Linked DNA regions of Homo sapiens: region 1 is linked to region 2. Evidence: chromatin contacts called from ENCODE Hi-C or POLR2A ChIA-PET data. All regions are on one chromosome and are shown on one strand. The core of a region is the stretch at or near the end of the contact, and the rest is flanking DNA. Distances in the headings are between cores, read along the strand shown.

What was found. A loop is a pair of places that touch in the nucleus more often than their neighbours do. ChIA-PET counts read pairs that join two places held with the same protein, here RNA polymerase II (POLR2A). Pooled maps may share reads with other maps.
Region 1: a loop to region 2 is called in a map of CD4-positive, alpha-beta memory T cell, with 20 times the contacts of the local background. The contact joins the promoter of KLF7 here to the promoter of CYP20A1 in region 2. A Hi-C loop is called at or near these places in 1 of 168 maps with a recorded cell type or tissue (CD4-positive, alpha-beta memory T cell) and 5 of 50 pooled maps. POLR2A ChIA-PET finds 5 or more read pairs at or near these places in 1 of 52 experiments (activated CD4-positive, alpha-beta T cell).

The regions. Positions count from the first base shown.
Region 1 is chr2:207,163,499-207,167,439 of GRCh38, forward strand. KLF7 (KLF transcription factor 7) reads right to left here and starts at 2,450. Exons shown (of 4, transcript NM_003709.4): 1 at 1,969-2,450. The coding sequence starts at 2,070. It overlaps MIR7845 (microRNA 7845), which reads left to right and starts at 2,902; the gene lies at 2,902-3,000. RefSeq lists enhancers at 752-1,460, 2,062-2,161, 2,169-2,877, 2,878-3,585, 3,586-3,941 and 1 more and silencers at 2,652-3,291, 3,912-3,941.
Region 2 is chr2:203,236,768-203,240,534 of GRCh38, forward strand. CYP20A1 (cytochrome P450 family 20 subfamily A member 1) reads left to right here and starts at 2,251. Exons shown (of 13, transcript NM_177538.3): 1 at 2,251-2,367. The coding sequence starts at 2,296. RefSeq lists enhancers at 1,952-2,001, 2,287-2,858, 2,682-2,971 and a silencer at 2,072-2,281.

The sequences.
Region 1 (3,941 bases), core at 1,200-3,699, 3.9 Mb after region 2:
ATGTTTCTTTGCAGATCTAGAGTTTGTCCTGGATGGTCTAGCCAGATCTAGAAAAGCAGGTTTCCTGTGAAGAGACCTTCCTCCAAATCTGGCTTTACTACTCTGAAAACTTGAACCAAAACAAAGTTGCATGATTCATCAGTAGGGAACGTTCTAACAAATAAAGCCAACTTTCTTCCTTCTAACACTGCTTAACAGTTAGTCACAAACAAGGGCTGCCTTGGGCAGGCTGACTAAATCAACAGATTCCCTTCTCTAACCTGTCTAGACAGTTGTTAATATGCAACCGATTCCATACCAGTGGGCTGACAGTGTGAAATGAAGGCTATTTCAGAAGATTTTGGTTTAATTAGCATTGGAAATAAAAGGAAGAAAAAGATCCAGTGAGACCCTTCATGAGACACACTCTCGTTAAGGATAAGGAAAAGGATGCATTGAAGAAAGACTTTATTCTAAAAATATGTGAACTGTGTATGTGTTTACAGAGAGACAGAGTCAAGCATCTGCTAGCGTCCTTGGACAAGAATGCATGTGTGGACACAGAGACACCAGACGCCAATACCTGGAGGAAAACTCACAGCCTCTGACCAGAAGTGAACTAGCAACAATGGTACAGTTAAAGGATCCGCCTTGCCACTCGGCTCCTTATACCAAAAGCCAAACCTCTTTTGCTAAAGCAGAGACTGTTACATCTCAGCCTCAAGCTGGCAAATCCTGCTTTGGATCCCGGCAGAGGAAATTCAGCCGTTCATTAGCCTTAACAAGCTGCTGTCACTAAGCGAAGAAATTACACGAGCAGCCACACACCGAGCCTCTCACAGCCCTCCCCCCAAGGGCAAGCGGGTTTCTCCAGGACGGACTGTACAAGTTCACACTTCCTATGTGCAAATCCGGACTGTCTTCTTGGACTTTCCATGGTGCACACTGTACAATTTTTAAATACCCGTGTCCCCCCGCCCCCACCCACCATCTTTCCTGCAGAATGTCCCCTCAGCAGCTCCTAATCGCTGCTGAAAAAAACCACTGTTTCCGCAGCAGAGCCAGCACTTTCCACTGACCAGCACTTTCTTTATTCCACTTCACAAAGCCCAGTGAACTTGTCACCAGCCCCACTTCATCCTCCCTGGGACGGCTAGCCAACTTGGCATCGGTGCCCTTCAGCATCCTGGGAGTTTCTTAACTAGTCCTCTAAGACAAAGTCAAAGGCATGGAAGCACACATCAGCCTTTGTCCGAGGTTGTGCTGCCTAACTAGAGAAGGACCCTAAACAAAAAAGAGAAACAAGGACACGCATAGAGGGTGTTCTCTTTCTGGAGGGATCACACTGGGAAAACCTACAATTCATTGTCAGCCTCAGCTACATCTTCCCGTCCTCCTTGAGTATCTTTTGTCAGTGGGCTCTTCTCTCTTTTGCCTACCTTCTAATCTCAAAATCAAGCTCCTATTCTTTATTGACACTCGCTAATTACTGAAAAACACTCCGCTTTGCTCCTGCCCACCCTCCCCCGCCCCCCATCCGATGGTCATAAGCACCAGTTGAAACAGATGAACCTGATTTCAGGTATCAAGTGGGTAGAGCTCATGCATGCGAGAACGTGGTCCCTGTCAGCAATCGCTCCTAACACCCCAAACCACCTTCCCACCCGGCTCCTCCGAACCCCAGAAGTTCGGCAGGTCTCTGATAGGGGACAGCAAACCCGACAACGTGTGCGCAGGGATGTGTGTTGGCGACTGAAACGCAGGCAGCTCGCACCGGCTGCTCAGCTCGGCACTCTACGAGGTTAGGGGTGGGTGGAGAGGTAAGCGCAGATGACTGTTTCAGAAAACATTTTCAACAACAGACAGCCAAAAAGGAAGAAAAAAAAGTCAAACAAACAAACAAAAATTTCAACCCAGAGCCCACACCAACGCAGCCCCTGCGTCTCCGCCGCCACCACACGATTTACACAAGTAATTTAAATCATTCACCTGCTGCCAGGTCTCCTCCAGGGATGGTAAAGCTGAGAAGTAGCCGGTGTCGTGGACAAGTTGTAGCTCCTGGAATATACTATAACTAGCCAACACGTCCATGCTGCTGCTGCCGGGCAAAACGGGAGGCGAAACCCTCCCCCGAACACAGTTGGGGCTGTTTGTTTGTCAGTCTGTCTGGCTCACCCCCCAAGAAGGCAGACATCCAGTGGCCCTTTTGTTTTGTTTTGTTTCAGTCAACTAAAAAGGAAAAAAAAAAATCAATGCAGGAGAGGGAGAGAGGAGGTGAGAGAGGAGCGAGTGAGTGGGGTGGATGGAGAGAGGCATCCAGCGTGTACAGTGCAGACGACTGCCAGGAAAAGGGGACTTCTCCACGGGAGTAACAATTCCCTTCCAGGGCTCTAATCACTCCAGCTCGTGGATCAGGAAGGGGGATGCAAACTCACTGACACGAAGCTGCCATCTATTTCTGCAGCGCTGTTCGCTCCTAATGCAATCTTTGCTCTTTATTTTGGGAGGTTGCATTTTTTTCTCTCGCGATCGCTTCTCTTCCCCCCCCTTCCCTTCCCTCCCCACCCCCCACCCCATCCTTGCTAGTTTGTAGTCTTCCCCCTCCCTTTTCTCCTCCTCCTGCTCTTCCCCCTCCCCAAACTCCCTCCCTCCGTTCGGTTCTCCGCGCAGCCGTGGGATCTCGAGGAGGGCGTCCATTAGGCCGCGTGTGACCATGTAAGGTAAACAGGGGGCTCATGAAGTCACTGAGGACCAATGGGGAGCCCGGAGCAGAGCCTGGGGCGGGGCTTGGCCCTGGCGGCGGGCGCGGATTGGCACGCTGCGGATCTCCCTGCTGCCTTACAAGGCGGTGCGAGGCGAGCTATTTTTAGAGGGCTATATAAGGGGGCTGAGGCGGCCGCCCGGCGGCCGGGCAGCGCGAGCGCAAGGGACAGGGAGGGTCGTGGCGACACTCGCGCCAGCTCCCGGGACGGCTGGGCTCGGGCTGGTCGCCGACCTCCGACCCTCCACTAGATGCCTGGCAGAGCCCGGCGCGTCCGGAGCCCGCGCCCCTCAGAGGGAAGGGGTCGCGCGTCGCCGCGGCGGCCCTGAGGCTGACGGTCGGGAGGTGAAAGGCCGGAGTGCGGGGTCAGGACGCCTCCTGGAGGGGGCGCGGCGCAGGGGGCCGCGGGGAAGCCGCCGAGGGCGCGGAGCGGGAAGGAAGGACAGTGGCCACCCCGCCTCCGCCTGGGCACGGGGCAGGGACCCGCGCGAGGCGGTGCCGGGGAGGTCCTCACGTACTCAAAAACAAGCAGAAAAGGCATCCAGGGCCCCTTCCCGAACTCCCCACGGGCTGCCAGGGTGCAGAGAAGAAGCGCCTGAGGAGGAAGTGCCACACAATGGGAGAGAACAAAGGGGAGCGGAGCGAGACCGCGGCCTGCGCCCGCCCCCCGCTTGCGCACAGTCCCCGCCCCGCCCCGCGGGCGCCGCCGCCGCCGCCCTCCCTCCCGCGCCTCCTTCTGACCCCGAGCGAGAGACCTGGTCGGGAGTCCGGCGGCTAGAGTTGATTGCAAGGGGCCTGTTGCTCGACTGTGCGTTAAAGAGGCTAGAGGGAGCCTAGGTAGACGTGGGGCGCAAGCTGGAGCCGGCAGCTTGCGAGGGGGCCTTTACGTGATGAGGCTCACCATGGGGTCTCCAGCGAGGTGTCTGCAGAGCTTCGATGGTGAGAGGAGGAACTCGATTTCTCGTTTTCTGGAGTTGGGATGTAGACATAGAGAGATCTGTTACATCTGAGATGAAAACCCTGCACAATTCACGTTAGGGTTGGCCAATTGTTTGCTTGACCTTAAATGGTTAGTGTGGTTTAAGCTTCCCCAAAATGCGCTGTGAGCTGAGCTTCCACTTTTGGAATGATTGCAGAATTCGGTGCTTAAGAGATGAGAAACTTCGTTCTACCAGTAATGGAAGAAACGCTTCACCTTAAT
Region 2 (3,767 bases), core at 1,001-3,500:
AATATGGTGCCCTGACAATTTCTGGAATTTTTGTCTCTTTTTTACAGCCCTCAAAGTTCAGAGAGTCTCAGGATGTAGGTCAATTTAGGACTAAAAGAGAATTCTAGATATCTTGAAGGATTGGTACCTAAGATTACGGTACCTAAGATTACGGTTATATGGCTACCTTATGCAGTTAAAACTCTTATGTTTGGCCGGGCGGGGTGGTTCACGCTTGTAATCTCAGCACTTTGGGAGGCCCAGAGGGGCGAATCACGAGGTCAGGAGTTAAAGACCAGCCTGGCCAACATGGTGAAACCCATCTCTACTAAAAATACAAAAATTAGCTGGGCATGGTGGCGCGTGCCTGTAATCCCAGCTACTCGGGAGGGTGAGGCAGGAGAATTGCTTGAACCTGGGAGGCGGAGGTTGCAGTGAGCCGAGATCCCGTCACTGCACTCTAGCCTGGGCTACAGAGGGAGACTACGTCTCAAAAACAAACAAACAAAACAAACAAACAAAAAACTCTTACATTTACTGTTTTGAAAACCTATTGGGAACATCAGTTTGACAAGAAATATCTTTAAAATTCTGAACAAGAGACTTAAAAATGAACTTTGAACATACGACAGTTTAAAGCACATTTATATGCAGAGAAAGACTTAAAAATACAATTTCTGCCAAGTGAAATATTAAACAGCATGTTTCATTATATTTGCTATAGATGCCAAAAGAGTTGCCATTTTCAATGAGGTATGTTTCCTGCTTATGTAACAGTCATTTATCATAGAAGCTGTAAAATGCAATCTGGAATTTCTCTTGCCAAATTGCTGCCTGTTCTTGACATTTTATATTATTAAAGCTATAAAATCTATAAATACTTTTAGCACACTTTCACTAAAAGCAGCACTAGTAAGTAGCAGGCCTTGTCTTGTATTTCAGTAGCCACGTCAAAACTTCTGAGCCAGGCGAAATAGAAAGAGGGGTCCTAGGGTATTTTATGCCCAGGGCAACAAACGCCAAATGCTGACGTAGATAGCACTTATTCGGTTTTGCCAGGAGCTGTGCTAAGTGATTTTCATAAAATATGTAATTTAACCTACAGGCAACTCCATGTGGTATTATTTTCACTTTTTTACATAGAAGGAAATGGAAGCTTAGAAAACTGAAGCAATTTACCGAAAGTCAGAGTTAACAGAGCAAGGAAACCTGAACAGTGTGCAGCCTCCGCTCACCAGAAAGTGTCAAAGAATCACATTTACTAGTACTTCAGACAGAAATTCTGCGAAACAAGGCGTATCTACTCTTGTTTTACTCCCAGACACTTCCCTGTCCCGCTTAGATCAGTGGTGGTTTTCACTCAAATTTAAGTGTGTAACAGTGTCCCCGGGAGGGCTCTGTTCAAACAGATTGTTGTACGCGCCCCCTACCCCTGCCCACCCCGAGTGTTTGATTCAGTAGGTCTAGTTTGGGATCGAGAATCTTTTTATTTTGTTTTCCTTTTGTTTTGTTTTGTTTTGTTTTTGAGACAGGGTCTCGCCCTGTCGCCCAGGCTGGAGTGCAGTCGTGCCATCTCGGCTCACTGTAGCCTCTGCCTCCCCGGCTAAAGTGATCCTCCAGCCTCAGCCTCCGGAGCAGCTGGGGCCACAGGCAAGCGCCACCACTGTAGGCTAATTTTTTTTTTTTTTTTTTTTTTTTTTTTGTAGAGACTGGGGTCTCACTATGTTGCCCACGCTGGTCTCAAACTCCTGGGCTCAAGCGATCCTCCCGCTTCAGCCTCCCAAGGTGCTGGGATTACAGGTGGAGCCACCGCGCCCGGCATCGATAATCTGAATCTCTAACGAGCTCCCGGGCGACGTTGATGCAGCTGGTACCGGGACCACTCTTCGAAAATCATCGGTTTAGAGGTTTTAATTCTGAATCCATTGCGAAAACTGTTGGGCGGACAGAGCACTACTAACTCCTAACTTTTCTCAGAAAGCTGGGCTCTGCTTTCGCCAGCAACCCGGTCCGAAGTCGCGGGCATATTCTGTCTGAAATCGTGTGCACCGAAATCCCCGCCTTGCGGTGGAGGCTGGCGCTAGGCGGCCTCAGCCTCGGCCTGCTGCGCTCAGGAACCCGCGCCCCGGCTCCTCGGCGATCCATTGCTCTTTCCTCTGGCGCCGGCCGCAGGCCTCGGTCACGCCCCCAGCGGCCCGTTGGTTTCCGGGTCCCGCGGGGTGCCCCCGCCCACACGCTATGCCTTAAATTGGGCCAGGCTGAGGCGCTGCTGCTGGAGCGGCCGATCCGAGACGTGGCTCCCTGGGCGGCAGAACCATGTTGGACTTCGCGATCTTCGCCGTTACCTTCTTGCTGGCGTTGGTGGGAGCCGTGCTCTACCTCTATCCGGTGAGCGCCGTCTTGGCTCTCTGGGGCCCCGGGCGCCGCCCCAGTCTCTCTGTCGCCGGCATCCAGGCCAACCTGCCCGCTGCGGGCCGCAGGGGGCGGGCCTGAGAGGAGGGTTCGGGTTCGCTCCAGAGCTTCAGCGCGGGGACCGCACCCGGAGTCACGTGACGCCCCTCCCGGCAAGCTCTGAGAGCGACGTGGGCTGCGTCGCTACCCCTCAGGCGCCGGGCCAGGCGGGCGTAGAGCTGCTGAGGAAAAGCCCGCGCCCCCGCAGGCCGGTCTCACCTTGCCAGGCACCCCGCGCCACTCTCCAAGGCGGCTCTCAAGTACTTTGGGCAGCTTTTTGGCCATAACTCGCCAAACCCAAATTTCATTTCCCAGTGTGTCAGGACGAGACTCCTGGGCGCGCCACTCCTTTCTCCTTTCTTGAGGATTCTCCCAGCACTTGTGTATTCCTCTTTTCCATCTGTCCATCGATCTATCCTGACTGGAATCCAAAGTGCTCGAGGTCCAGGTCTTGCTCCTCTTAGGGGCTCCAGGCAAATGCTTCTTTGGGGAGAGCGCCGCGCTGCGGGTTCGGGTGCGAGGTTTCCTCTGCCGCTGACGCCTCTGCGAGCCTCCGGTCCTCCTCTCTCCACTTGCCTCCGTCAGCGAGAGAGGGAGGGTCTGAAAACAAAAGTGTTGATGACTGAGGACCGTCTTTAAAACCTGTTCTACACACTTTGGGAGGCTGAGGCGGGCGGATCACGAGGTCAGGATATCGAGACCATCCTGGCCAACATGGTGACACACCGTCTCTACTAAAAATACAAACATTAGCTGGCTGTGGTGGCGGGCGCCTGTAATCCCAGCTACTCAGGAGGCTGAGGCAGGAGAATCGCTTGAACCTGGGAGGCGGAGCTTGCAGTGAGCCAAGATCGCACCACTGCACTGCAGCCTGGCGACAGAGCCAGACTCTTATCTCAAAACAAACAAACAAACAAACAAAAAACACCTGTTCTACAAAGCAAGGTGGTGGTTTTACAGTGAAAGTTGAAAAGTAGCTGAACTGCTGGAATTGACCATACACCTTCTTAAATGTTCTTTTCCGAGCAGGTAAATGGATTAGACTAGAATCTTGCAACTACACAATCAGGGACTTCCTGAAATCTTATTTTCTGAGAAACTAAACAATTTTAGTGGTTCTTGAATTTTTGGTGATTTTAAAATGATACTCTTCTTTGATCAGCTCATAGAAGCACACTGTTTATTCTTAGCACTAGCTATGTGCCAGATATGGTTCCACGTGCTGGGAATCCAGCCGTGAAACAAACCGGACAGAAAATTCCTGACTCTTGGAATTTATTTCCTAGAGAAGGGGAACAGACAATAGAAACAAATAACATAGGATTGTGGGTAGAAAT